Linked DNA regions of Homo sapiens: region 2 is linked to region 1. A link is a loop called in an ENCODE intact Hi-C map of the cell type or tissue named here. Cell type or tissue: CD4-positive, alpha-beta T cell. All regions are shown on one strand. Each heading gives the region's core, and the rest is flanking DNA. Links, peaks and the distances in the headings are about the cores only. Region 1 overlaps EPS15-AS1 (EPS15 antisense RNA 1). Region 2 overlaps EPS15 (epidermal growth factor receptor pathway substrate 15).

Region 1 (15,391 bases), core at 4,202-12,201:
TGAACTGTCAAGCTCCTGGTTCAAGTAATCCTTCTGCCTCAACCTCCCAAGTAGCTGGGGTTACAGGTGTGTGCCACCACAGCTAGCTTCACATCTTCTCTCATATGAAATAAACTCCTTTGAGCCTCAGTTTCTTCATCTGTGAAATGGCAATGATAATACCTATCTCCAAGGGGTGATATGAACAGCAAATTGGGTAACAGATATGAATGTTCCTTGTGAATCATCAAGTGCTACGCAAAGTTTAGTCATTATTCTCACTCTTGCATTCATCACATGGTATTATTGACATTTGTTTAGGTGTTGGTATTTATCTATAATGCTGCAAGGGAAGTATTGTCCTAGCCAGCATTCTCCCTAAAGTGTGCTGATGGACGTAGAATTGATTTTCATTTCTTGAGAATAATGAGTGGGCATGATGTCAGCACTATGTTTGACCTAGGGGTCAGTTTCCTTCCAAAGAGGTCTACAGTGCTGAGGCAGCTAACTTACTAGCAGACTGGCCAGACTGCACACAGCTGAAAGCTTGGCTCCAGTTTCTTCTCTGCTTTGAGTTAGATGTGTGACTTTTGCCAGGTCACTTAAACTCTCTGAGCCTCAAAGTTGAGGCCAGGCGCAGTGGCTCACGCCTGTAATCCCAGCACTTTGGGAGGCTGAGGCGGGTGGATCACGAGGTCAGGAGATCAAGACCACCCTGGCTAACACGGTGAAATCCCGTCTCTACTAATGATACAAAAAATTAGCCGGGCATGGTGGCACGTGCCTGTAGTCCCAGCTACCCAGGAGGCTGAGGCAGGAGAATCGATTGAACCCAGGAGGTGAAGGTTGCAGTGAGCTGAGATGGCGCCACTGCACTCCAGTCCGGGGGCCAGAGTGAGACTCCGTCTCAAAAAAAACAAAAAAACCTCTCTGAGTCTCAAAGTACTTGCCTGAAAAATGGAGGTTGTAAGAAGACCTGCCTCTTAGAGTTGTGGTAGGATTAAGAAGATTATATGCAAAAGGCCTTGGCCTAGGAGAAGATCTCAAGTTTATCAGACACAAATTCAAATCTCTTTATTGGGCATTTACTAATTTCCATCCTGATGCATTAAGACTAGTTTAAGTGCACGTTCTTTCTCATCTCTGAGATACAATAAATTGATCTGTTTCCTTGGAGAAATGGTTATTTCTCTCCAGGCCTTATGTTTTCAGAATTTGGACCAGGAATCCTTGCCCCAGGATTACAGTCTCACAAGAAAAATCCTGTTTCTTATAGGCACCTGGAGTTGATAATTCTGCTTCTTTTTACACATGAAGGATTTAGTTTCAGACTATACTGAAAGATAGTGTATATCTGCTCTGTTTACTGAAATAGGTTTGCCCTCTATGTGATTGTTCATAAACCTACAATAATCCCATGAATTAGGCCCTGATATCCCCATTTTACCGATAAGGAAGTGGAAGTTCACATAAATCAAGTGACAAAATCAAGCTGATCATGAAAAGGGAGGTGGGCTTTGGAGTCAGACAGACCTGAGTTAGGATTCCAGCACTGTATTTACTAGATTTTGAACTTTGGTCCAGTGACCTAGTTTCTTAAGTTTCAGTGTCCTCATCTGTAAAGTTGGGATTATAATAACATATACCTTACATGCATGTTGTGAGGTTGAATTGAGAGAGTATGTATAAAGTAGAGTGCCTGGCACATGGTAATTATTCCATAAATTCTTAGACACTTGATAATTATACTGGGAGCCCAGAGCCCATAGAACCTACCTATCGAGTGCTGCCTTATAGGAAACTTCAATTATCATCAAGCTGTTTTAGAACTTTTCACTGGCCGTTCAAATGGTTGCCCTTAAAAATCCCTTGAGCTGTGATTCAAGATTAAAGTCCCAGGTAGGAAATGAGGGCAACAAGATATGTATAGTGAAAGGAGACCTTGCGTGGGAGTCTAGAGATCTGGGATGTAATGATGACTCTTACTCAGTGTGTGTGGGACCTTAGGCATAGCACTCTATCTTCCCAGCCTCAGTTTTATTATTTGTTAAATGGAAACTACTCTTTACCTCACTGGAGGTATAAATGCAGATGGATAAAAATGCTCTTTTTGCAATTTTAGAAAGGCTGTATATGCCAGGTGCAGTGGTTTAAGCCTGTAATCCCAGCACTTTGGGAGGCCAGGGTGGATGGACTGCTTTGAGCTCAGCAGTTTGAGACCAGCCTGGGCAACGTGGTGAAACCCCATCTCTACTAAAAATTCAAAAACTAGCTGGGCATGGTGACATACACCTGTAGTCCTAGATACACAAGAGGCTGAGGTGGGAGGATGGCTTGAGCCTGGGAGGTAGAGGTTGCAGTGACCTAAGATCGTGCCACTGCACTTCAGCCTGGGTGACAGAGCCAGACCCTGTCTCAAAAAATAAAAAAAAAAAGGCTGGGTAAATGTGAGTGCTTTCAATTTGTGTTTACTATTCTCCCCAGAGGGAGAGTAAACTGGACTCGACCATAACCTGAGACCTTCCTCCCAGAGAGCAACTACTGGGAAGCCCAGCCCTTAAGTGAGGCCTTGTTAACTATTTGTTGCTTCTGCTGCAACAACTTTTGCTCAAATATCAGTCACCAAGCCTGCTACATCCTCATCCTTGCAGAAAGGCAGCACTATGCTGACCATCCCCACCCACAGCCTTCTCTAACACAGCTTCTGGACTAAGACTGGGAATATGACCCAAAGGCAAGCAACCCATGGGCTTGCCAATGACCTACAAATGTGTCTTGGCTCCTAAAATATGAGTTGGACAAATCAATATTTCTCTGTCAGGAATTTGAATCAGGCAGCATGAGGTGATTGAGGCAATTAGCAGCAATAAAAACTATGACTAACAGGATGTAAAGAGAGAGGCCATGAGTTTGAGTAGGGGTATGTGTGGGAGGAGATGGAGTGTAGATGATGACAAACCAAAGTGATAAAGAAGCAGAAATTATGAATGAACAGATCTATGAAGTAGAAAAGATAATATATGGATAGACAACAGATATTTCTAGAGTTCCTTCTATGAGCTGGAAACTGTGTTTGGCTCTGAACATAATGAAAGTGACTAAGACTCAGCCTCTGCCTTCACAACACTTAATTTTAGTGGGGAAGAGAGACAAACAAGCAAACAAACAAATAAATAATTACAATTTTTTTTTGAGACAGAGTCTCACTCTGTTGCCTAGGCTGGAGTGCAATAGCATGATCTTGGCTCACTGCAACCTCTGCCTCTCGGGTTCAAGCGATTCTCCTGCCTCAGCCTCCTGAATAGCTGGGATTGCAGGTGCGCGCCACCATGCCTGAGTAATTTTTTTTTTGTTTTTTTTTTTTGAGATGGAGTCTCATTCTGTTGCCTAGGCTGGAGTGCAGTGGCGCTATCTTGGCTGACTGCAGCCTCCACCTCCCAGGTTCAAGCAATTCTCCTGCCTCAGCCTCCCAAGTAGCTGGGATTACAGACGCCCACCACCCCACCTGGCTAATTTTTGTATTTTTAGTAGAGACGGGGTTTCACCATGTTGGCCAGGCTGGTCTGGAATTCCTGACCTCAAGTGATTTGCCCACCTTGACCTCCCAAAGTGCTGGATTACAGGCGTGAGCCACCACACCTGGCCAACAAAAAAAATTTTTTTTTTTTTTGAGACAGAGTCTTGCTCTGCGGCCAGGCTGGAGTGCAGTGGTGCTATCTTGGCCCACTGCAACCTCCACCTCCCAGGTTCAAGTGATTCTCCTGCCTCAGCCTCCTGAGTAGCTGGGACTGCAGGCGTGCGCCACCACGCCCAGCTAATTTTTTTTTTTTAGTAGAGATGGGGTTTCACAATGTTGGCCAGGATGGTCTTGCTCTCTTGACCTCGTGATCTGCCCACCTCGGCCTCCTAAAGTGCTGGGATTACAGGCATGAACCACCACGCCCGGCTAACAAATTGTTTTAAAGGCTAAGAAGAAAACAAATATGGGGCCAAGATGGAACATATCAGGGAGGGTCACTAATGATCTTGGCAGGAGTAGGGAGGGACCTACTTAAGAAATAGCATGATTCTAATTAATGGTGTCCAGCTTTAAAAAAAAAATTTAAAATAATAATTAAAAAAAGCAATGGGAGGGAGAGTCTCTCTGGACAGAAAATTAAAATGAGACCTAAAGAATGAGAAGGATCCAGCTGTGTGAAGATCAGAGAAAACAATATTTGACATTTCTCAGAATAGGGGATTTAAAAGAAAAAAAGAAGAATACTTGAGATAGAGGATGTTTAAGGCCTGCTGGCAGGAAAGAGCTTATCATGTTCAAGGAAGATGATGGGGGTTGCGGTGTGAAAGCCATGTGGATGGAGCAAAGGAAAAGAAAAGGAAGCATGAGATGAGTTTGGAGATACAGGCAGACGATAGATCACACAGGCCTCTCTAGGCCTTGGTAAGGAGTTGGGAATTTAGTTCCAGTGTAGTGAGAAGCCATCAAATATTTGATGCTAGGTAGTGACATGATCTAGCATAGTGTGGCAGATAAGCTTGAAGGCTAAGAAGTCAACCTGGGTTCAAACCTAAGTTCTACCATTTACTGGCTGTGTGCCCAAGGCTGTGTGACCTTGGGCAAATTTCTCAATCTCTCTCTGCCCTAGTTTCCTTATCTGTAAAATTGAGGTAGATTTGGGTTTTACTTCATGGAGTTGTTGTATAGATTAGATACATGTAAAACAGTTCCTGGCACATAATAGACACTAATAAATGTAAGTTCGTATTATTATTTTGTTTTTAGAAAGGTCATTGTAGCTGGTGTATGGAGAATGAATGTGGGGGCATAAAAGGAAGAGGGTAAAGAATAGGTGAGGGGAGGCCAGTTATGAGGCTTATGAGTAGCCTGGGTAAGAGATGACGAGTGAAGTGATGGTGGTAGACACAGAGAGAAATGGACTAATTTCACATAATTTTGGAGGTAAAATTTTCATATTTTGCAGATGGACTGGACATGGGGGTTGAGGAAAATGGAAGAATCAAGAATAACTTCTAAGTTTCTGGCTAGAGTAACCGGGGGATGGAAGTGACATTTACAGAGATTAGGACTCGAGGCGAAGCAGGTTTGGCAGGGAAATTAGGAGTTCTATTTTAGATATGTTAAACCTGAGATGTCTTAAGACATCCAAGTGGATGTCTATTAGACAGTTGGTTACACATTTTGGAGACCAGAAGAGAGGTCTGGGAAAAAGATGTAAATTTGGAAGTCATTAGCATGATCAGCATTTGAAGACAAAGAAATAGTTGAGATCATCTAGGAAGAGAGTCTGCAGAGAGAAGTGAAGAGAGCCAAGAAGAGTCCAGAGGATTTTAGGGTGGTGGAATAGACAAAGAGAGTGAGGACAGACCTGCGAAGAGAGAGTAAATCAGCAGAATGTGGTATCACAAAAACCAAGAGACGAGAAAGTTTCAAGAAAATTGGAGAGGTCAGCTGAGTGGAAAGGTCAAATAAGACTAAAGAAAATATTGGACACTGATGATCTTGGCAGTAGTAGGGTCAGTGAAGTGGGTGGTCTAAGTAAGAATTAAATAAGTTGAAGAATGAATTAGAGGTGTGCTTGCTTTGACAGCATATTTACAAAAAAAAAGGAACAATACAGAGAAAATTGGCTTGACTCCTACACAAGGATGACACATCTGTGAAGCATTCTATATGCCTTTTGTATAGATTTTAATTTTGTGACAATGTTTACCTTTACATATTTAAAAACGGAATTAAATAAACAAGAATGGAAGGGATCCTAAAACTGAATATAAACAGAAACAAGTGAACCAAACTATATTTAAATAAGTAATATAATCACTCTGAAGGAAAAAAAATGAATCTAAATACTTTTGAACATAGTACTTGAATATACAGCTTTTGTCTAAAAACAAAACAAAACTGCAAACAAATCTTGAACCCTGTTTAGTAGATTGTTTTTGTTAGCAGAATGGATGTAACAATTCTATTTTGTGTCTATCTTGTTTATTTATTTATTTATTTATTTTTGAGATGGAGTCGTGCTCTGTTGCCCAGGCTGGAGTGCAGTGGCGTGATCTTGGCTCACTGCAACCTCTGCCTCCAAGGTTCAAGTGATTCTCCTGCCTCAGTCTCCCTAGTAGCTGGGATTACAGGCATGCACTACCATGCCCGGCTAAATTTTGTATTTTTTAGTAGAGATGGGGTTTCGCCATGTTGGCCAGGCTGGCCTCGAACTCCTGACCTCAAGTGATTTGCCCGTCTTGGCCTCCCAAAGTGCTGAGATTACAGGCATGAGCCACCATGCCCAGCCTATATCATAATTTTAAACAAATGAATAAAGACATTGATGTTGTTGAGAGCCAGAGTTCTTACTGTGGGAAAAGGGAGATGCAAATAAGGAATAGGAGAAAGAACCCTGTGGTGTTAAATTGGAATTAAAGTATCAGTAATGAATTATTAATTTAAAATGGTTGACCAGAGCTGGGTGCAGTGGCTCATGCTTGTAATCCCAGCACTTTGGGAGGCCAAAGTAGGAGGTTCACTTGAGGCCAGGAGATTGAGACCAGCCTGGGCAACATAGTGAGACCCCATCTCTATAAAGAATTTAAAAATATTAGCTGAGTGTAGTGGCGTGTAGTCCTAGCCTATTCCAGGGGCTGAGGTGATCTCAGGAGTTCATATCTGCAGTGAGCTATGATAGCATCACTGCACTCCAGTCTGGGCAACAGAGTGAGACCCTGTCTCTGTTAAAAATAATTATAATAATAATTAAACAAAATTAGGTTACTATTTTTCCCCTTTGGCTCTGTTTACTAAAATGGCCTAGAAGCAATTACACTCCAATAGGAATGAGCACATCTGATGCCCAAATCTTGGTTTCTAAATACCATTCCCCACTAAAGAGTAGCTCTTTGGAGAAATGGCTGATTTTCAGGACTAGGCAGTGAAAGTACAAGATAAGCCTGGAACATCTTATTATGCCAGAAAGCAAGGAGGTGTTAAAAAAAAGTGATGAAGACATGTCAAAAGGACACAGGAGCTAGTTTGAAGAGGCTCTCATTGGCCAAACCTGGGACAAGTTGAACATTTAAAAAATAATAAGGGTAATGTTTATAACTCATTAAATAAATTAAGAATACATTAGTTTATACTCATGATAATAATTAGAGAGAAGGAAACCTTCTTGCTTACAGTAGAATGCCAACTAAAAAATGTAGATGGAATGATAGAAGTAGAAAATCACCAGTTTGCAACTATCACAGTAATTGATTCAGACAAGAATTATCAATGAGTGTTGAAACCATTGGGCAAAAGTTTGAAGAGGAACAGGATATTTACATAGTTTCAAAGTCCCTCTCTACAGATTACCATTACTTACACAGGAAAAAATACTCTACAGTGAAGAAATCTGGTAGATACCACCTTAATCCGCTGATCAAAGTGAACACCATCAATAATGGGACCAAGTGACACCACGTTTCTCCCCATATGATGCACTGAGAAGGACACAACATCATATAACTAGGATTTCTTCCTGGAAAAATATGTAAATCCCTTCATGAGAAAACATGAGACAAAGCCAAACAGGGGGAGACACTACAGAACACCTGGCCAGTACTCTTTAAAAATGTGAATATCGTGAATAATAGTGAAAGACTGGGGAACTATTCTAGATTAAAGGACACTAAAGAGTTATAACAGGCTAGGTGTGGTGGCTCACACCTGAAATTCCAGCACTTTGGGAAGCAGAGACAGGAAGATCACTTTGAGGCTGAGAATTATAGGCCAGTCTGGGCAACATAACGAGACCCCACCTCTACAAAAATAATTTTTTAAAAAATTAGCCAGGCATAGTGGTGCGTGCCTGCGGTACTAGCTAGCTAGTCTGGAAGCAGGGGTGGGAGGATCGCTTGAGCCCAGGAATTCAAGGTTGTAAGTGAGCTGTAATTGAACCACTGCCCTCCAGCCTGGGTGACAGAGCGCGATCCTGTTTCTAAAAAATAATAATTAAAAGAAAAAAAACCTTTTTAAAAGTCATGACAGTTAAGTATAATGCATTACCTGGATCAGGCACTGGATCAGAACCTGATGGGGGAAAATACTGCTATATAGGACATTATCAGGCCAATTAGTGAAATTTGAGTATGGACTGTATATAAGCACTATGTCAATTTAAAATTTCTGGATTTGATTGTCATACTGAGTGGGTATGTAGGTATATAAGAGAATGTCCTTTTCTCAGAAAATACACATTGAAATATTTAAGGTATTAGGGGTAACTACTGCAATTCAAATGGCTCAGGAAAAAATATACATATCCATGTATATGCATGTAGGCATATGCCCACACATGAGAACTTCTGGGGCATCTGGGAATTCTTTGTAATATTTCTGCAGCTCTTCTGCAAGTTTGAGATTATTTCAAAGTAAAAAGTTAAAAAATAAAGTGTAAAGGTGGGCACGGTGGTTCATGCCTGTAATCCCAGCACTTTGGTAGACAAGGGCGGCGGGGTGGGGGGTTAACATTTGAGGTCAAGAGTTCGAGACCAGCCTGGCCAACATGGTGAAACTCTGTCTCTACTAAAAATATAAAAATTAGCCAGGTGTGGTGGCATCCTCCTATAGTCCCAGCTACTTGGGAGGCTGAGGCAGGAGAATCACTTGAACCCATAGGCAGAGGCTGAAATGAGCCAACATCAGCCCAATGCACTCCAGCCTGGGCGACAGAGTGAGATTATTATTTTGTTTTTAAAAAAAAATAAAAAGTAATAATAATAATAAAGCATAGATGAAGAAATAGAAACAGTATGGAGATAACTCTTTAGAAAATTTCACTGTGAATGGGAGCAGAGAAATGGAGCCAAAAATAGAGTCAGGGTCATAAGATAGCTCTTTAAAGACAGAAGAAACTAGGTTTGTTCACTGATCAGAGAACCAAGGTGGACTTCAGTCTCTCCCTTTCAAGACGAGGGGCTTAGATCAGACATCCTGTAAGGGCCTTTCCACCTCAGGCCCTTTGTGACTCTATGACTCTCCTACCCTCTCCTAGATGCCTAGAGTTCTTCTGAAAACATGTTTTATTCCTTAAACTGCAACCAGGAAAAGACATTTGGGCCACCACCACTTGAGGGCAGTAGAAAATGATGCTGCACGCAATTTGGTGGTTTTATTGTTTTGGCTGCTGGAAGAAAACAAAGGCCTTCACATGATTTACCCTCAAATGTCTTAGGGCAAATAAAGGTCCCGTGAACACACCACTTTTTCCAAATGTTTTAAACAAGAAAAGCCCAAGATAAGTTATAACAGGGGGTTGAGGAGTAAGAGGGTGAGAGGGTCTCACATCTTGAAAAAAGCTGGCACATACTGTAAGTTTAATAAAGAATAACTGATAACAGAAAAATTAGAGCCTGTCAGAATTGAAAGGGATCCTAGAGGAGGATGAATAGAGCCCCTTCGTTTTATAGGCAGGACCCTGGGTCCAGAGGAGAGAAGGGGCTTGCCCAAAGACACAGTGACATGGTAGAGAAATTAATGGTTTCAATACTTATCTGGCTAGCCTGTGAAGAGAGAGATTCTGATATTTTCAAATGACATAATAAACGTCACTTGCAAAAAGCGTGGCCCCATCACTGGTATTGGTACTGAGTTCTGAAAACACTGTGACAACACAGTTGTGAGGCTGTGTCTCTTGTGGCTTCCTCTCCCTGGGAGGATCTGACTGTTCACCTTTAATTCTTATCCACTTCAACGGGTCTGAATGCCCTGGACAGCATAGTTCTGATCCTATCCAACCCACTCCTCACCCCTTTCTGAGAGGAGCTTCAGACTGCTGAGGGATCTTAGACTTTCCTACCAACATCAGGGGATGAAGTTGAAGGCCATTTGGAAAAAAAAGTGAATGAGCATGTGACAGAACATTATTTGGAAAGAAACAACATTATCATTGCCATAGAGGGGAGATGATCTTAAAAAGACAATCAGAAAATCCAAAGCATAAAACTTCCCTAATATGACTTAAGGACATGATGGAGAATAAAATTACTAGACTGTTCAAAACAAAAAAACCAGTATGACTTCATAACATGATAAACAGCTGGGAGCATTTTTTTTTTTTTGAGATGTAGTCTCACTCTATCGCCCAGGCTGGAGTGCAGTGGCACGATCTCAGCTCACTGCAAACTCCTCCTCCCGGGTTCAAGTGATTCTTGTGCCTCAGCCTCCTGAGTAGCTGGGACTACAGCATGTGCCACCACTCCCCGCTAGTTTTTATATTTTTAGTAGAGATGGGGTTTCACCATGTTGGTCAGGCTAGTCTCGAACTCCTGACCTCATGATCCACCTGCCTCGGCCTCCCAAAGTGCTGGGATTACACGTGTGAGCCACTGCGCCCAGTCAGCATCAATTATTTAGAATAATAACCTCTAACCCCTAACCTCAGTATTATCTATTCCTCTGCAAAAAAAAAAAAAAAAAGAAAGAAAAAAGAAAAAACAAAAGAAAAAAAAATGCCCAGGCATTAGCCTGGCATTCAAAAATCCCTTGCCTGTTCCAGATAATTTTCTAGTCTCATGTCCTGCCATAGCTCCCACCCTGCACTCCAACCTCTGTTTTCTGAGCACTCATTGCAATGGTGTAACTGTGAACATTTATTCAGGCCATGTGCTGCATTTGCTCCATTTTGAGGCTCGATTCAAATGCCACCTGCTTTGGAGGCTTTCCTTGATCTGACCCTTACGTTTACTCGCAGATTCCTTTTGACTCCCACAGCCATTTCATCTACTTCCCTCTTTTTTTTTCTTTTCTTTCTCTTTCTTTCTTTTTTTTTTTTTTTTTGAGACAGAGTCTTGCTCTGTTGCCCAGGCTGGAGTGCAGTGGTGCAATTTCCACTCACCGAAACCTCCGCCTCCTGGATTCAAGTGATTCTCCTGCCTCAGCCTCCAGAGTAGCTGGGACTACAGGCATGCACCACCACGACCAGCTAATTTTTTGTATTTTTTTTAGTAGAGATGGGGTTTCACCATGTTGCCCAGGCTGGTCTCGAACTCCTGAGCTCAGCCAATCCACCCACCTCAGCCTTCCAAAGTACAAGGATTACAGGCGTGAGCCACTACACCCAGCAGCATGTACTTCTCTTTAATATTTATTTCATTCTGTCTTGTCTTTCCCATCACAGAGTGAGCACTTAGAGGGCATGAACTGGGTCTTAATACTATGATTTTTTTAGAGGTTGCTTCCAGTTATTAATAAATATCTACCATTTATTAATTACCAATTAATAATTACCAATTATTACCAATTACCAATTAATTACCAATTACCATTTAATTACCAATTACCATTTAATAATTACCAATTATTAATAATAATCTAACAATAATTTTACTTATCTTTCTAAATCTCCTGTTTCTCAGCTCACTCCTTCCAACACCCTGACTCCAACACTTCTCTGATCCCTTCCTGGGCCTTATAATCCAGTGATCCTAATATCTCTTCACCATTCCTCAACTATCTTGTGTCCTCACTTCCCTTTTTACCCACCTAAATTCCAAGGTCCAATGTTAAAATCACTCCCTTGATAGGTCCTCTTCTCTCTTGCCTCCTCTTGCATTCTCATTTTGCTTCACAAGATCCCTACCCTGCACAATCTAACTCTACCTACTCTCTGCCTTTGGGAAAGTGGATGAAGAAAAACCCACAACTGTGTCAACTGGACTCTTAAAATTCATCGCCACTGACCTCAAGTGGGCTTTTAGTGCTACCTGGGAATCATACTACATTTTCAAGTCCATCCACTTTTCCTAAATGCTTATTTCGTAACTTTTTTCAAACTTTTCATATCCTCTCCTTTTTCCTCCCTCTCAGCAGATAACCCATCCACCTGCATCCATGCCCACATACTCAGCCCTCTTCGGTATTCTCAAAGCCAATTCTTTCCCCTGCACTCCAGCAATTCCCTCTCTTGCTTGTATCATCAGTGATTCCTCTTCTACCAGATCATTCCGTTCACTTTCTAAAAAATGCTGCATTATTGCTCACCTTAAGAAAAGAAACCTCTCTTGACTCTGTATCCCTTACTAGGTATTCACACCATTTCTCTGCTCTTCATTTCAGCTAGACATTTCTAGAGAATTATCTGTTTTTCTTGACTCCAAGTCCTCTCTTTTCATTCTCTCCCGAGCCTCCTCTAATTATACTTTTCTTTCACCTTCCCCTGAAACGATTACCAAGGTCACCAAAGACTTCCACATTGCTAACTCTGGATATTAATTGCAATCCTCATCTAACTAGCTCTTTGATAAGATTTGACATGCTTTCTCACTCCTTCCTTCCTTGCTCCTTCCTGAAACACATTGCTCATTTGGCTCAAGGACAGACATCATACTCTCCTGGTTTTCCTCTAAGCTCAGCTGCTCTTTCTTTGGTCTCCTTTACTAGTTCCTCTTCATTTCCCTGAGTCCTAACATTGGAGTGGCCCAGGGCTTGGTAGTTGGACTTCTTGGGTTTTATTATAGACACTTGGACAGTCTCACCCAACCTCATGGCTTTAAATGCCTCCATATGCTAATGACACCCAAATTTATATCACCAACCCAGGCCTCTCCCCTGAACTCCAGACTCTTATTCCAACCGCATCCTTGACATTTCAACTTGGATATCTAAAAGTGTATCAAATTTAGTCAAAGGCCAAATTCCCGATATTCTCTCTAAATTGGCTTCTTCCATAGTCTTACTCATCTCAGTAAAAAACAATTTCATCAATCCAGTTGCTCAGGCAAAATCCCTGGCATCATCCGTGATCCTTTTCTTCCTCTCATACCTCATCCTTAATCCTTTAGCAAATCTGGTGTGCTCTACCTTCAATATGTACAGAATCTGACCACTTCTTACCACCTCTCACCACCAAGCCATCATCATATCTGGATTATTGCAATAATCTTATATTTGTTTTACCAGTTTCTGCCCTTGTTGATCTACAGTTTATTTCCCCACAATAGTCCAAATAATATTTTTCTTTAAATGTTTTTATTTATTTATTTATTTTTAGACAGAGTCTTGCTCAGTCACCAGGCTGGAGTGCAGTGGCACGATCTTGGCTCACTGCAACCTCTGCCTCGCAGGTTCCAGTGATTCTCCTGCCTCAGCCTCCCGAGTAGCTGGGATTACAGGCACATGCACCACCACACTCAGCTAGTTCTTTTGTATTTATAGTAGAGGCAGGTTTTCATCATGTTGGCCAGGCTGGTCTCTAACTCCTGACCTCAGGTGATCTGCCTGTCTCGGCCTCCCAAAGTGCTGGGATTACAGGCATGAGCCACCGCACCTGGCCCTATTTTTTTCTTTTTTTACAACAAAGTCTCGCTCTGTCACCCAGGCTGGAGTACGGTGGCCTGATCTCGGCTCACTGCAGCCTCGGCCTCCCGGGTTCAAGCGATTCTCCTGCCTCAGCCTCCCGAGTAGCTGGGATTCCAGGCATTTTGATATTTTTAGTAGAGGCAGGGTTTCACCCTTTAATAGAGGCTGGTCTCAAACTGACCTCAAGTGATCTGCCTGCCTCGGCCTCCCAAAGTACTGGGACTACAGGTGTGAGCCACTGTGCCAGGCCATAATTTTAATTTTTTTTACAGACAGGGTCTCAGTCTGTCACCCAGGCTGGAGTGCAGTGACGCAATCATAGCTCACTGCAGCCTCAAACTCTTGGGCTCACTATGCCTGGCTAATTTTTTTTTTGTTTAAGAGACGGTCTTGATATGTTGTCCAGGCTGGTCTTGAACTCCTTGGCTTCAAGGTATTCTCCAGCCTCAGCCTCCCGAAGTGCTGGGATTACAGGTGTGAGCCACCATGCCTGGTTTATTTGTCTTTTTCTTGTTGAGTTGTAAGGGTTCTTTATATATTCTAGTTAGAATTCACTTGTCAGGTATATGATTTGCAAATATTTTCTCCCATTCCTTGGATTGTCTTTTCACTTTCTGGATGGTGTCCTTCGAAGTACAGAAGTTCTGATGACATCCAGTTTATCTAATTTTTCTTTTGTTGCTCTGCTTTGGTGTTATATCTAAGAAATCATTGCCTCCTCTAATAAAGATGGTTTGCATCTATGTTTTCTTCTTAGAGGTTTTTTTTTTTTGTTTTTTTTTTTTTTTTTTTTTTGAGACAGAGTCTCACTCTGTCACCCAGGCTGGAATGCAGTGGCACGATCTCAGCTCACTGCAAGCTCCGCCTCCCAGGTTCATGCCATTCTCCTGCCTCAGCCTCCCAAGTAGCTGGGACTACAGGCGCCCGCCACCACACCTGGCTAATTTTTCTGTATTTTTAGTAGACACGGGTTTCACCGTGTTAGCCAGGATGGTCTCGATCTCCTGACCTAGGGATTCACCCACCTCCACCTCCCAAAGTGCTGGGTTTACAGGCGTGAGCCACCGCACCCAGCCTCTTCTCAGAGTTTTATACTTAAGCAACTCTTAGATTCTTCTAAGAATTTTACAGTTTTACATTTATGTCAAGGATCCATTCTGAGCTAGTTTTGGCATCTGGTATGACGTAGGGGTTCAACTTCATCCTTTTGCATGTGAATATGTAGTTGCATGTGAATATGGTAGTTCAACAGTACCATCTGTTGAAAAGACTATTCTTTCCGCCATTGAATTATCTTCATACCCTTGCTGAAAATCAATTGACTATTAATGTATAGAGTTAGTTTGAACTCTCAATTACATTCCATTGGTTTATATGTCTCTCTTTATACTAGTACCATGCTATCTTGACTACTATACCTTTGTAGTAAGTTTAAAATCAGGAGCCTGTAATCCCAGCACTTCGGGAGGCCAAGGCAGGTGGATCATGAGGTCAGGAGATCAAGACCATCCTGGCTAACACGGTGAAACCCTGTCTCTACTAAAAATACAAAAACAAAAAATTAGCCAGGCATGGTGGCGGGCATCTGTAGTCCCAGCTACTCGGGAGGCTGAGGCAGGAGAATGGCAAACCTGGGAGGCAGAGCTTGCAGTGAACCGAGATCGTGCCACTGCACTCCAGCCTGGGCAACAGAGCAAGACTCTTGTCTCAAAAAAAAAAAAAATCAGGAAGCATGAGTCTTCCAAATTTGTTCTTCATTGTTAAGATTATTTGGCTATTCTGAGTTACTGGAAATTCCATATGAATTTTAGAATCAGCTTGTCAATTTATACAAAGAAGCTAACTGGTATTCTAATAAGGATTGCACTGAATCAGTAGATCAATTTGGGGAGTATTACCATATTAACAATCTTAAGTCTTCCAATTCATGAACATAAGAAGTCTTTCCATTTGTTTAGGTCTTCTTTACTTTCTTTCAATGATATTTTGTAGTTTTTATTTGCAAATCTTGTACTTCTATTAAATTTATTCTTAACTATTTTTTCTTTTTGATGT
Region 2 (15,391 bases), core at 4,916-12,915, 100 kb after region 1:
CACTTGATGATTCACTCTTACATAAAATGATACAGATTTGAAAACAGAATCTTGCATATGATGGTTGCTTGGTGTCAATTTTACATCAAAAAAGCCTCCAAGGAAAACATTATGTTGAGGATGTATCTGTGCGGTTTTTGCTGTAGGTGACCTTTTGTTCCTGAGTATACCACTGAACTTCATATTTGAACAGCTAGAAGTGGGTTTTACCTAGTTTTGGTTTCTGGACAGCAGTGAGAATTTTCAAAACTTCATTGTTTTAGTCATGCCTTGATTTTTCTCTCCTCATGTAGAAACCCTTCCTAGTATGATGCATTTGCAATATCTTGGCCTTTAATAGACCTTTGAAAGGACTTGCATACCATAGTGGCTATTTGCCTTTAAAAATAAATACTTTGTATTTTTAAATCTCTTATGGCCTATAAAGTATAACCATGGCTGTGGAGATTTTTCAGGGTTGTTATACAGTAATAAGAGTTGTCAAATGTGTGGTATGAGGAGAGCTCTTTAAAATATCATAGAATATTTTGGGTTTTGCATTAATTTTGTCACATGGTTCTTAAAAATCCCATTTTAAAAAGATTAATAAAAACCAAATTGGGACCAAGCACAGTGGCTCACACCTGTAAACCCAGTATTTTGTGAGTCCGAGGTGGGAGGATCACTTGAGGCCAGGAGTTCCTGGGCAACATAGCAAGACCCTGTCTCTACAAAACAAAAACAAAAAAATTAGCCAGGTGCGTTGGCGTGTACCTGTAGTTCTAGCTACTCGGGAGGCTGAGGCAGGAGGATCACTTGAACCCAGGAGTTTGAGGTTGCAGTGAGCTAAGTAAGATCCAACTGCTACACTCCAGCCGGGGCAACAGAGCAAGACCCTGTCTCTTAAAAAAAGAAAGAAAGAAAGAAAGAAAGAAAATTGGATTTTTTTGGTAAGCTAAATGGAATTTATAGCTACCAGGTATGGAGAGTTACTTATAGAAGTTTTTGTCCTTATTTGTAATAAAATAAATATTTTATTATCTGCTTTGTGAGTTATGGGGGGGGCCTTTTTGTGAATTTTTTGATTCCTTATGATGTATGACATGAGTCCCTTAAGTTGTGGAAAAGGCTGAAAGTGATGCCACCCAGAAGGATAAAGGTTACTGAATATGCATTTTTGCTCTTTGCTATATAACTGTACCTCAGTTATGGAATACTGTGTTGTTTCATGCTTTCTTTCACCTATGCAGACTGCTTTTTTTTTTTCTGCCTTCTTCATTTTATAACCTATTCAATTGCCTACCAACACAAATTTTAGATATGACAGAAATTTCTGAAGCAAATTAAAAGTTTGAAGTCTATGTTAGTAGATGCTTGAAGTTGCATGAGGTATAGTTTTTAATTTAGTAGATTTGTCTGAAGTTCATTCACTAGATCATAGATACGTTTGTCTATTTATGTCAGATACCAGTATTATTCATTGAAATGGGAATTTATCACTGCTATCTTATCTATTAACCCAAAATTTTAACTTTAAAAATGAAAACTTGCATTGTTTTATCTTTCAAATAACCTCTTTTCTCTTTAATCTGGTTTTTTTAGTACTGCATTTTTTGCAGCTTTGACTAATCCTTTTTTGAATGTTGCTTTCCTTTCTGTGTTTTTTCTAGTTTGGACTATTTTTTCCATTCTGCAGCACTCTGCTTTTCGCCTTTCTTGTACTGTCAGTTTCTTAACTCTACTCTCTCTCAAGGTTAGAGCTTTACTTTATGCCTTTTTTAGCTTTGTGGTTTTTGGTTTACAAGATACATTTTGAAATGAGAGGTTTTTTATTCAGCAAAAAAAAGAAAATTCCTAAACAGCATGCTTTTGTCACATGTCACTTGGTCCTTGTGTGCATTTTAGTCTGCCTTCCCTAGGCTCTCTGATCCACTTAACATCACCAAAGTAGAATTTTTGTGTAATGCACAAGAATAGGGTAAGAGAAAACATTTTGAAAGAAGGGGACATGCTACATATTTTTTCTCATATACCCTTCAAATGCTACATAAAATATTAACTAAACTTTTTTCAGTATCTGGGGTGTCACTTTCTAACTTGTTTGAGGTTAAACTAATTTGTCTCACTTTGTCTTCTTATTTGATGATATTTTTACAGGCAAGACTATAAAATGTGAGTCACCTTTTTTTGAGTTAGAGTGACAGAGGAGATGTGGTAGTCACAAGTTCTTTGGTACATTTGCACCTCTGATAGCAAATTTCTGATAGCATTTAAGTGAAGTAATTTACTCTTGCTGATAAAAGTGAGACCAAGTGCTAATGTTTCATTTTGTTTAGCTGTCTGGCCAGGCCTAGCTCATAGGTCAAGTTTAGATAGAGTTAAAATACTAGTGAATAATTGTCACATTCAGAAATCCACTTTAAAATATCTAATTTAATTTAACACTGATAAGTTTTTGTGTATCAGTGGAACACAGAAAATAGGAGGTATATTTCATACAAAGCTGTAATTAATATAAAATTGAGATTAGTATTAAACCTTTGTAGATGAGTTTTGGTACTGATAGTCAAAACAGCTCAGTACTAAAACTGCAGTGTGGCATAAAGAAATACAGAAGGAATTACTTGCCAAATTTTATTGATGTACCTGTTTTATCAAATTTACTTTTAGAGTAATAATTTCATTTACCGAAATGATCTTGATATGCAAGTGCCACTGGGGGCATTGCGTGAAATAGCACTTAAATCGGAAGACTCTTGATTAAACTACGTATTGGCTGGGTTCAACTTTGAGCAAGTTATTTAATCTGTTTCTTCAGTTCTAAGATGGGGTTAATAACAATATCTGCCCTACCTACTACCCACTTTTCAGATTAGTTTTGAGAATTAACTAGTGGAATTTAAAGTGCTTAGTGAATTGTAAATGAGTATATAAATATGAGGAGATGGGATATTGTGTGCTTTTAGGTTTCTTCTGTTGTGCAAGTTGTTGACGTAAATTAACTATACAACAACATAAGTATTAACACAAAGTCTTATGTTCTGTTATATAAAGTCAGCAGTATATCTTAGTTTTTAAATGTTCAGGCCTCAGTTTTAACATTTCCAGATGGTAATTATCCTGTTATTTGTTAATCTGGTTGTAGCATTGGGTGTAGATGAAATGTTTGAGGAAGCATTTATCTTTTCGCTCTGACTTCAGCTAGCTATCTGGGGCATCAGTGATAGTTTACAGAGGACATTGAGCCAAGGTAGAAACAACTCAATGGGAGGCCACATCTTTTAAGAGCATATTCTGTTGAAGAGTTAATTATAACAATAGCTTACATTTATAAAATATCACAGTTTGTAGACTGATGTCACATCACATTATTTCATTTAACTTGTAAAGTGGGCAAGGCAGAGATTATTTCCCTATTTTACAGGTGATGATAATGCAGTTAGTAAAATAGCAGGACCCAGAATAAACCCAGCTAGATTTTCTGAATACAAGGACCATTCAGAGACCAATTTTGTAACCTTCATTGTTGAAAGAAAACTGTATGGACAGGATGTCATATATGAAGACAGTTTCATATATGATGGTATTAATATTTATTATGGAACATGCTTGAGCAGTTGGTTTTACTTTAAATAAAATAGACACAGTATGTAACAAAAGTAAAAATTCCTTGAATTAAATAAAATCAACCACTACTGTAGGTCTGAGATTCAACAAAAATTTGTGTGTTTACTCTCAGCCAGTTTATACAAATACAAATAAATCACCATCAGTTTCTCTGAGAAATTTACACTTCAGTGGAGGAATTAGTTTATGAATCTGGCATCTCTTTTACTGCAAGGTTCTGAACAGGCTAGGATCAAGTGACAAAGACATTCGGATCGGAGGTGGGGATGGGGTACATAGTATAGAATAACAGTTTTCGGAGAATTTAAGGGAAATGTAAATGTCTTACTATATAATTAAGTATAAAATTATATATAATTGTACTAGATATGATTTTCTTAATTAAAAATCTCAGTAATACAGTAAAATATGCAATACCTTATATCTGCGTAGAGCTTTAATATTTTTAGTGTTTTGTCTTATATTACCTAATTTTATAGTAATGTATAATTGTGAACTTTTTGTTTTTAGAACATCATAGGATCAAGTCCTGTTGCAGATTTCTCTGCTATTAAGGAACTAGATACTCTTAACAATGAAATAGTTGACCTACAGAGGTATGTAAAGCAAAATTACAGCCTACTCACATACACACACACACACACACACACACACACACACACACAGTACATGTATATATGTATACAACTTCCTCCCCACACACACCTTTCTGTTTCTAATGTATATTTTGATAAATGCTACCTAATATTTGGTTAAGTACCACAGTTCTGTTTAAACGGAGTCAGTGTACTTCATCATATATGAGGCAACCTTTAATTGCAGGATACACTGTTTACTTATGTACCACTGAAAAGTCACTGCCAAATAAACAATGACGTGCCATTAACTATAAGGTACTGTTTGATTTCATTTAGAGAAAAATGCGAAAAAACGTATATCCTAGAATGACTGAAAAATAGTTTTTCTCCAACCTTAGATATTTGAATAACATATTAGAAAAACATTATCATTTAATACATTTAATAGATGGAATGTTAAATTCAGACACCATGCCAAGAGCTTTCATAATTGTTACTTGACCCTCACACAAACCTTGTAATTTGAGATAGGTGGTGGTGTTTCTGTTTTACAGGTAAGAAACTTAAGATGCTTAGATATTTTGCCCAAAATGATACAAGCTTGTCAGCTGCAGAGCTGATACCTGATCCCAGGACTACTTTATTCTAAGTTGAATCTTCTTTCTTATACATAGGTACTATGTAGAACAGACTCAAATACAATTTGATTTGAATCTGAGTATAGCAGATATTATTGGTACTTCCTTAATTTCCGTGTTCCCTGGAAACTTTATAGTAATACTGATTGTAAAAATGACTATAAAATTACTTTTTAAAAGTGAGATAATTTTTCTGTCTACAGGGCACTGTATCTAAATATTCACACCAGTCTTTTTCTTTTTTTAACCCTCACAACACTTTGAAGCAGATAATGGCTGATATACTTTATTTTACTGACAGTATTGAGATATAAGGAGATTAAATGAGTTAACTGCCTTATATGGCAATAATTTGGCAATGATCTTAACCTTATCTGTGAGACTATGTTGAGATTTCTGTAGAAAAACTGGTTGTTAGAATTTTTCAGTTGTAAGAAAGAACTAAACCCAAACTAAGAGTGAAATTTATTGACTTGTGAAACTGAAACCTTTCAGAGGTAGGGCTGGCTTAAAGCATTCCTTGATATTGAGGCTCAGATGATATAATCAGTTCTCTTGCTCTCCATTTCTTGTTTCCATTTCCACTGGGTTGATTCCATTCTCAGATAGACTTTCTCCTTATTTTGGCAAGAGGGCTATAGTACATCTAGCTACATGTACTTATAATTTCAAATTTGGTGAAGAGTGCCTCTCTTCTGGCATTTCCTGGAAAAGACCTGAAATTCAGTCTGATTGGATTGGCTTATTGGCCTTTTCCTATGACATAAAACTTCTAATATTGAAATCTGACCAGGGCAAAAAACACTTCGTGGTGATTGTATAGTTTAATTTTGTCCTTACTCACGGAAAAAAAAAAATCAAATCCAAAGTCACACATCACGTTAAGAGACAGTATTGGTATCAAAACCAGGTTGTATAAGTTCAGCATTCTTTCTGTTATACAATTCTGCCACTCATTAGGATTTTTAAATTTTTGACTTTGTTGCAAAATAGAAGTAGTAAACAATTACTGAACCTATAATGGTGTTTATACTGTTCATTTTCATGTGGTCCATAAATGGTCCATAAACATTTTTGCTTTCCTTATATATGTAATATACATGTTATAGTAGGTAGATTTGAAAATACTTATCATCTGGGCCTCTTAAGCCTATGAAAATGGATACATACACCAATGTTCTAGGACTTGCTTGATTTGACTTCAAGTGTACTTGTTTAATGTATAAAATATTTCTATAATGAATTTTAATGGGAATTAGAGCATCATAGAAAAAATGCTCTTACTGTTGAAAACATTATTTGTTACATTTTGGTCAACTAATCTTTCAATAACTTTTAGTAACTATAATGTTAAGTTGTACCAGTGGCAGTCTTATATAGTAAATGGCAGCTGACAGCATGAAAATAACATATCTAATATTTTGTGACTATCTTATTAGGAAAATCAGAGAATTTCAAAACCTTGTTAGTTTTTAGGGTATAGTCACATTTTATAAATGTGCGGTATATTTATACATGATTTGACGTTTGTGAAAATATTTTCCCTGGACTTTTATTTTAGATGAGATCTACAGTGTAGGCAAACTTATATAATCTGTCAACTCCATTAGTGTCATAGTCAGACTCATCCCCATGCTAAAATTATAGTTGTTAAAATACGCTTTTGTAAATAGTTGTGTTAGGTCATTATCACCAAGTCTTCAAGGTATTACATTATAAAAACCTTGGTTTTTATTCTTGTGAATAACCGTTTTTTCCATGCAAAGTTAAAATTCTTCAGCCTTTAATTTTTTTATTAATATATAAGGATGTGATGAGTATGACTACAAAACAGGAAAAAATAAACAGATTTCGTTTGTGGCTTTTGCTAAATTGTTACCTGACAAAATCTTAGCCAGTTCTTCATTTTCGTTTTGAGATGAAGATACTTAGTTTTAGTCCAGGGGCTGGGCGCGATAGCTGATGCCTGTAATCCCAGTACTTTGCGGGGCCGAGGCAGGTGGATCACTTAAGGTCAGGAGTTTGAGACCAGCCTGCCCAACATGGTGAAACGTTGTCTCTACTAAAAATACAAAAATTAGACAGGCGTGGTGGCACACATCTGTAATTCCAGCTACTCAGGAGGCTAACACAGGAAAATTCCTTGAACCTGGGAGGCAGAGGTTGCAGTGAGCCATTGCACTCCAGCCTGGGCAACACAGTGAGACTCTTGTCTCAAAAAAAAAAAAAAAAAATTTTTTTTTTTTAGTCCAGGGATCAAACCTCTAAGTAAGCAGCATGTATGATGTGAAATTGTAATTACTGTATAATGAATGTAGTACTTTATAATACTTTTTTCTTAATGATAGTTATAATACATATTCATTGTAAAATTCAGGAAATAGATAAATGCATAATGAAAAAAGGAATATATTTCTTAGAATCATATTTTGTTTTGAGCATTGCAAACCAATGGAAATATTGAAAGCTATATATAAACTTGAGTTAGTTGGGTGAAGAATGTTCTTTGTTATTGGTCAGAAAATGAGATTTCGTTGTCTTTGTTTTCATCTTTAGTTCACCAAATTGTTTCTAGTAGAAAATATAAGACATTGGGAGCTTGAAGTGCGAGATACCTTTAGGTATATTTTAAAATTTTTTTCTGTGATTTCTTCAACATTTGCTATTAATTAAATGATTTAATTATGCCAATTAGATTAAATTAGTATGATATTTTTAACTTAAGGAAAAGCAATACAGGTAGTTGTAATATAACACTCATCGAATATCTGAATCTCTTACTTGAGCTCAAGACCTGTATTTTTCATTGCCTACTAGTGTTTTCATCTGAACATCTAGTAGGATATGAATTCCCTAATTGTCCCCTCACCTCTGTTTTGTATCTCCCTTCTCAGTGACATCACCATTCACCCAATCACTCAAGCTAGAAACCTGAGATTTTTCTTCTTCTCATCTTTAGTCTTCTACCTTTGAAATGTCTGTTGAATTGATTCCTTACCTTCCCATCTCTTTTGTCTAATCAACTTCTCACTCTTCAAATCTCATCTTAGACATCATTTCCTCTGGGAGAGGAAGCCTTCCTTGATTTACCTCCCAACCTCCATACTCTCTTCAAGTCTTATTTAAGAGCCTATTTTATGTAGTCTTTATATTTACAACTGTTATAACACTTATCATTCTTTGTTATAATTCTGTGTTTTTTAATCTCCCACTAGATTATGTGCTTCTTAAACACGGGCTGCTTGTATCCCTAGTGTTTAGCTCATAATAGATGAGAAAATAATTTTTTCAATATTGTTGAAATCTGTCTTCTCTGTTTTCTATGTTTCCTTCTTAGTTTTAGCCTTTGTCTTTTATCTGGATCATGGCTGTAACCTCCTCATTGGCTCTCTGCTTTGAGCCTTTTCCTCCTTTGGACCATCCTACTTCCAACTGATATATAAAATACAACTCAGATCCCTCAGTGACTTCCCATCTCCAACTGAATCCAGTTCACTTCTTTGAACATGGTGTAAAGGCTCTTCCTTCATGGTGTTCTCTTGGCATTCTGACCGTTCTGTCTTAGCCACCTCTCACAGTATGCTGCCCTGTGGTACTAAAAAGCTATTTGAGAACAGATACAGTGTGTTTGCTCTTTGTACTCTGAGTGTTCAGTACAGTACTCGAATCTACTATTTCAGCTTTGTTCCCTTTCTCCAGTCGTATGATAGATGGGTTTATTACCTCTTACTTCAACATACCACCACTTTTATTCTTCTATGCCTCTGATCCTACTGTTCGCCTTTGCCTGGAGCATACCTTTTACCTTATAAAGTTTTGTTCATGTTCAAGACCCGTCTTAAATATTGTCTCTTCTGTCAAGCCTTCCATGAAATCTTCAGATTACTTTTCTTTCCTCTTCTTCCAGAGGCTTTATTCGTTTATTGTAGTATTTCTACTGTTTAACTATAGTAATTTATATTGCTTTTTTGGTAAATTTTTAATTCCTAAGGGCAAGAGCTATGTCTTGTTCATTTTGATAGGCCTAGAAATTAACACACACATTACTTAACACCGAGGAATAGGCTAGTTGGTTGAATGAATGACGCAAAGTATGTTATAAATATTAGAATATTTCCAAGACTTACTTCCTGCAAAGTTTATGGCAGAATAGAAGCCATGTGTTAAATGTTGAACTAAGGCAAAGACCTTCTGAATAATAGCTTATTTTGAAGACTATAGGAAAGGATTTTAGGCCGGACACAGTGGCTCACACCTGTAATCCCAGCACTTTGGGAGGCTGCAGCGTGTGGATCACCTGAGGTCAGGAGTTTGAGACCAGCTTGGCCAACATGGCGAAACCTCATCTGTACTAAAAATACAAAAATTAGCCAGGCGTGGTGGCGCATGCCTATAATCCCAGCTACTCAGGAGGCTGAGACACGAGAATCGCTTGAACCTGGGTGGCAGAAGTTGCAGTGAGCCGAGATCACTCACAGCCGAGATCACTCCAGCTTAGGCAACAGAGTGAGACTCAGTCTCAAAAAAAGAAAAAAGAAAAAAGAAAAAGAAAAGGATTTTATATATAAAAGGTTTTTGAATCCTCACAGGAACATTAAGGTTAGTGGGCTGATTTTTTTTTTTAAATATTCTGCAGACTTAGTTTTTCTTTTTTTTCACATGTTTAAAAATTGTGATAAAATACACATAACATAGTAATTTATCATCTTAACCATTTTTAAACATACAATTCAGTGGTATGAAATATATTCACATGGCCAGGCACAGTGGCTCATGCCTGTAATCCCAGCACTTTGGGAGGCTGAGATGGGTGAATCACCTCAGGTCAGGAGTTCGAGACCAGCCTGCCCAACATGATGAAACTCCGTCTCTACTAAAAATACAAAAATTAGCTGGGCATGGTGGCAGGTGCCTGGAATCCCAGTTACTCAGGAGGCTGAGGCAGCAGAATCGCTTGAACCCGGGAGGTGGAGGTTACGGTGAGCCGAGATTACGCCACTGCACTCCAGCCTGGGAGACAAGTGCGAGACTCCGTCTCAAAAAAAGAAAAAGAAATATATTCACAGTGTTGTGCAACCATCATCACCATTCATTTCCAAGACTTTTCATCTTACAAAACTGAAACCCCATACCCATTAAACAATAACTCCCCATACTCTACTCCCTCCCATTTTCCCCGCCCTTCCTCATAGCAGCCACCATTCTATTATACTTTCTATCTCTATGATTTTGACTACTGTAACTATCTCATATAAGCAGAATCGTGAGATATTTGTCTTTTTATGACTATCTTATTTCACTCAGCATAATATCCTCAGGGTTCTTCTGTGTTGTGGCATATGTCAGAATTTCCTTCCTTTTTCAGGCTGAATAATAATTCCATTGTACTTACATACCACATTTGTTTACCTGTTCATCTATTGATGGACATTTGGGTTGTTTCCACATTTTAGCTATTATGAATAACGCTGCTATGAACATGAACATACAAATACCATTTCAAGACCCTGCTGTCAGTTCTTTGGAGTATATTTGCAAAAGTGGAATTGCTGAATCATGGTAATTGCAGACCTGTTTTTGTGTCAAGGATTTCCTTTGAAAATCTGATGAAGACTGTTATACCCTGCCCACAGAAAAAAAGAACATGTATATCTGTGATACTATTTTGTATTTATTTCAGGAGTTCCCAGACACTTAAAAACTATCTGTGGACCCATTCTTGAGAGCTGTTGCTGTGACAGTAAAATGCCTCAGTTAGAGAAGTTCTTGGCAGTGGAAAAGATGAAACTACTAAGAGAGTGCTTCAGTCACTTGGATAATGTGGTAGTGGTAAATTATGCTGAGGCAGGAGTTAATATTTTGTCATCTACTAGCTTCCATTTCCTTCCTGTCTCTGTCCTTTTAGCAAGAACATCAGGAAGTTAAAGCCACATCCTGTCAGGCCTGTTTGTTATCCTGGTCTTGGGCCAGTAAACAGGATAGATAATTAGAATAATAGTTATCAGGCATTGTACTGTGCCTTCTTTATGTAAGTTCACTTGCTGAGCTCTTGTAACATCCCTGAAGGGTAATAACTTTATTTCAGTTTTTCAGATGAAGAAATGAACTAGTCTTCATTTCCACGAAGTTTTCCCTGATTATCTACCTCAGCTCAGAGAGCACTCAATTTCCTTCTCTCCCAGTAGATTCTCGACTCTGTGTGATGGCACAGGCCAACTCTTACTTCTAATGAGGCAATATAGTGTAGTATTTCAGAGCATGGGCTTTTTAACCAGATTTCCAGATTGCCTGACATGACCTGGATATACTTAACTATCTGTACCTCAGTTTATTTATCTGTAAAATGGAAATATGAATAACCATGTACAATGCTTAACGCAATGCTTGGAACATAGTAAGTTCTCAATACATGTTAGTATTTATCATCATCATCCCCAACACCGAGTTCAGCACTTAGAGTACAGGATTTACTCAATAGCTGTTCACTAAATATTGGTTGGAGTAGCTGAATGAACTTTCTTTCTCTAGTTGAAGAGTGAATGGAACTATGTAGCCAGGTAGCCAGATTCTGTGTTCCTAAATATATAGACCTCTACTTCAGTCATATTCAAGAACCGATTTTTTAAAATTTCTAAATCCTAGCATATGGTTCAAATTTTTAAAAATTCTATGTTTTTGTTTTAGTTCAGTTCAAATATCATTAGAAACCATTATGTCTGGAGAGTTCATTGCTTATATTATCAAATCTGGAGCTCTTTTGCTTATGATCCAACTTGATGTGTTTGTGACCCTCTAAAGATCTGTGACACTGACACTAAAAGGTCTCTTTTGTGACTCTGCCTTAAGAATGGTATTACTGGTTAAATAATTGAAGCTCTAGGTTGCGGTGTGCATTTCTTTGATAGTAAGGAGGCAGCCTAATTCATTTTCACATAAAGTGTATAGATCATCATTAAAACCTCTGTTTTGGGAGACTCTCCTTACTTGAAAACCTCCTTGCTAAAGTCTGAACCTGTGCTGTCCAGTATAGTAGCCACTAGCTGTGTGGTGATTGAGCACTTGAAATATGGCTAGTCCAATTTAAGATGTGTTGTTAGTATAAAATATACTGGATTTCAAAGATTTAGAATGAAAAAAAATGTAAAATATCTTAGTATTTTTCATCTTTATTACATTTTGAAATATTACATTAAAATAAATTTCACTCATTTCTTTTTATTTTTTAATGTGTGCCTGTTAGATCATTTAAAAATTACTTAGGCTGGGCATGGTGGCTCACATCTGTAATCCCAGGACTTTGGGAGGCCAAGGCAAGAGAATTGCTGAGGCCAGGAGTTGAGATCACCCTGGGCAACAAAGCAAGTCTCTATTAAATATATACATACATACATACATACATACATACATACATACATACATACATACATAATCTATGTGGCTTCTTTGTACCTGTTCTGAGTTAGAATTATTATACATTTCATTTGCTTGTACTGTTTTGTGGCTCTGGTAGCTTACTAAGGGACACTTACCTCTTTTAATACAGCAATAATTATTGAGATGTATTATAGTCTGTCTTTGGAAAGCAAAAGCATCTACCAAGAAATTTCAACTCCTGGAGGATTTAAGAGTCACAGTCTCTGCCGACATACTGGAGGCCTGATTGCCATCACTCCAGGTGCTTTATTACAGCTTTCAAAAAGCCAGTAAATGTATTTTTATACTAGTAAACAATGTAATGGTAATAATAATAATAGCTGAAATTTATTTAGCACTTAACTACATGCCAGGCATTGCTCTGGAGTCTTTCTAGATGTAACATAAATTAATCCTGCCCATCAACTTTATTATCCCTATTTTGTAATTCAGAAAGTTAAGGTTTCGTTTTATATTTCTTTTCTGTTAGTTTCTTTTAATCTCATTTTGTCCTGCCAGATAAGTAGAATAAATTATTATGGATTTGCAAAATAAATTTATATTTCTGGCCAGGCGCGGTAACTCACGCCTGTAATCCCAGCACTTTGGGAGGCCGAGGTGGGAGGATCACCTGAGGGTCAGGAGTTTGAAACCAGCCTGGCCAATAAGGTGAAACCCCGTCTCTAGTAAAAATACAAAAATTAGTCGGGCGTGGTGGTGCACACCTGTAATCCCAGCTTCTCTGAAGGCCGAGACAGGAGAACTGCTTGAACCCGGGAGGCAGAGGTTGTAGTGAGCCAAGATTGCCCCACTGCATTCTCGCCTGGGTGACAGAGTGAGACTCTGTCTCCAAAAAAAAAAAGAAAAGAAATTATTTCACCTTTGTAAAATGAACCATCTGATTTTGGGACCTGCCACTAAGGGGGTGTGCTTTGTCATATAAGCCACACCCCAAAGTTTGTATTTTTTCTGATTCTACTTAGGCTCTCTTTTCAGTTACTTACACCCATAAATATATTCTCTTATTTTTAAAAATAAAACCCATTAAAAACAGCCAGTCTCTCAGAACTAAGTAAGAACATTAGTTATTCCCATAGTACCATCATACTTTCACAGAATTTATCTTTAATTTTTATAATTAATGGCTACTAATTTTCCCCAGCAAACTATAAATAGAGGCCCAACTACAATCTTGTTTGGAATATAGTAGACATTTAATAAATATTTGTTGAAAGAATGAAATTGTATCACATAAAGATTATATAATTAAGGCAAGTTTTATTTTTGTGTGTGTGTGTGTGTGTGTGTGTGTGTGTGTGTGTGTGTGTGTGTGTGTATGTAAGTAATGTATTTTTCAGATAGGGTCAGGCTCTGCTGCCCAGGCTGGAGAGCAGTGGCGTGATCATGGGTCACTTTAGCCTTGACCTCCCAGGCTTAAGCAGTCCTCCCACCTTAGCCTCCTGAGTAGCTGGGACTACAGGCATGTGCCATCATGCCCAGCTAATTAAAAAAAAAAATTTTATAGAGATGTGGGTGTCACTATGTTGCCCAGCATGGTCTCAAACTCTTGGCTCAAGTGGTCCTCCCACTTCAGCCTCCCAAAGTGTTCAGATTACAGTTGTGAACCACTGTGCCTGGCAAAGGAACTTTTAATTTAAAACTTATGGTAAGAATAAATGTCTTTGTTCTCAAACTTTAACCTAAGCTTTTGTGAACTACGAATTCTTGATTTTTTTTTTTTTTTTTGAGACGAAGTCTTGCTCTGTCACCCAGGCAGGAGTGCAGTGACACGATCTTGGCTCACTGCAGCCTCCATCTTTCAGGTTCAAGTGATTCTCCTGCCTCAGCCTCTCAGGTAGCTGGGATTAAGGCATGCACCACCGCACCCGGCTAATTTTTGTATTTTTAGTAGAGATGGGGTTTCAGCGAGTTGGCCAGGCTTGTCTCGAACTCCTGACCTCCAGTGATCTGCCCACCTCGGCCTCCCAAAGTGCTGGGATTAAAAACATGAGCCACTGCACCCGGCCATGAACTCTGAATTCTTAGAATGAAAGGTCATGTAACTTTCAAATTGTTTAAATTAAAAACGAAGACTTTCTCATCAGCTTTCTATAGTTATTACTGTAATCTAGCTCAAGGCTTCTGACAGTTCCTAAGATAAGCAGAGTCAGGGTGTTTTATTGCCTTTCTAGCAATTGTCATCAGCTTTCTGAGCGATAAGAGCCTCTGCTTCCTCTCTTCCTCCACAAGCCAGACAGGAAAGAAGAGCTGTGTTGCTAAATAATGCCATTCGGTGTTCAAAGAAGCATGTCTCAGAAACCTCTAAGGGACTCACCATTTCCTGTGTATTGAAAGTCTGTCTTGGCTGGGCACGATGGCTCACACCTGTAATCCCAGCACTTTGGGAGGCTGAGGTGGGTGGATCACCTGAGGTCAGGAGTTCAAGACCAGCCTGCCCAATAAGGTGAAACCCCATCTCTACTAAAAATACAAAAATTAGCCAGGCGTGGTGGCGGATGCCTGTAATCCCAGCTACTCGGAAGGCTGAGGCAGGAGAATCACTTGAATGCGGGAGGCAGAGGTTGCAGTGAGCCAAGATCGCGCCACTGCACTCCAACCTGGGCTTCAAAGTGAGACTTCATCTCAAAAAAAAGAAAAAAAAAAAAAAAACCAACAACAACAGTAAAAGGCTGTCTTTACCTAGTACAGAAGTTCTTTATAATCTTTTTCTGATTTACCATTTCAGCTTTATTTAACCACACATGAACCTTCCATTCTAGGTAAGTTAGTCTGTCTAGAATTTTCTCATCTCTCTACTTTTTTTTCATTAATTTTTTATTATCATAAAATATACATAACATAAAATTTACTACTTTAAATTTTTAACTACTTAAAGTGTACAATTCAGTGTCATTAATTGTACACTTAAAGTGGTTAAAATTTTAAAGTGGTAATTTTTTTTTTTTGAGACAGAGTTTCACTCTTTTGTTGTCAATTTTAAATGTACTTAATGTCATTAAATACATTCACAGTAATTGTGTAGTTATCACCACTATGAATCTCCAGAACTTTATCATCCCAGACTGAATAATCTAATTGGAATTGATATCAACTTACTTCAGTCCCATACAAAACTGTGCTCCTGGCCAGGCGTGG

Evidence for each region. Hi-C counts contacts between places; a loop is a spot of excess contacts. Peaks named below come from ENCODE experiments on the same cell type or tissue, not always from the same donor. Only the 100,000 strongest peaks of a DNase experiment are listed, where the experiment ranks them.
Region 2: it touches region 1 in a loop (2.4-fold over the local background); 9 of 110 quality-filtered maps call a loop at or near these places.

What each region holds. Positions count from the first base shown.
Region 1 is chr1:51,528,911-51,544,301 of GRCh38, reverse strand. All of the region lies in intron 1 of EPS15-AS1 (EPS15 antisense RNA 1), which reads right to left. It also overlaps a transcript of OSBPL9 not described here and the pseudogene RNU6-1281P. Among named protein-coding and RNA genes, the nearest start is that of EPS15, 17 kb to the right of the region's middle. In CD4-positive, alpha-beta T cell, for the core only: a CTCF peak has its summit at 9,097 (motif pointing right); a DNase peak (open chromatin) is centred at 9,121; H3K27ac peaks cover 511 bases.
Region 2 is chr1:51,429,158-51,444,548 of GRCh38, reverse strand. It overlaps EPS15 (epidermal growth factor receptor pathway substrate 15), which reads left to right. Exons shown (of 25, transcript NM_001981.3): 12 at 4,117-4,202. Among named protein-coding and RNA genes, the nearest start is that of EPS15-AS1, 81 kb to the left of the region's middle. In CD4-positive, alpha-beta T cell, for the core only: no CTCF peak of the experiment used is centred there; no DNase peak of the experiment used is centred there; H3K27ac peaks cover 856 bases.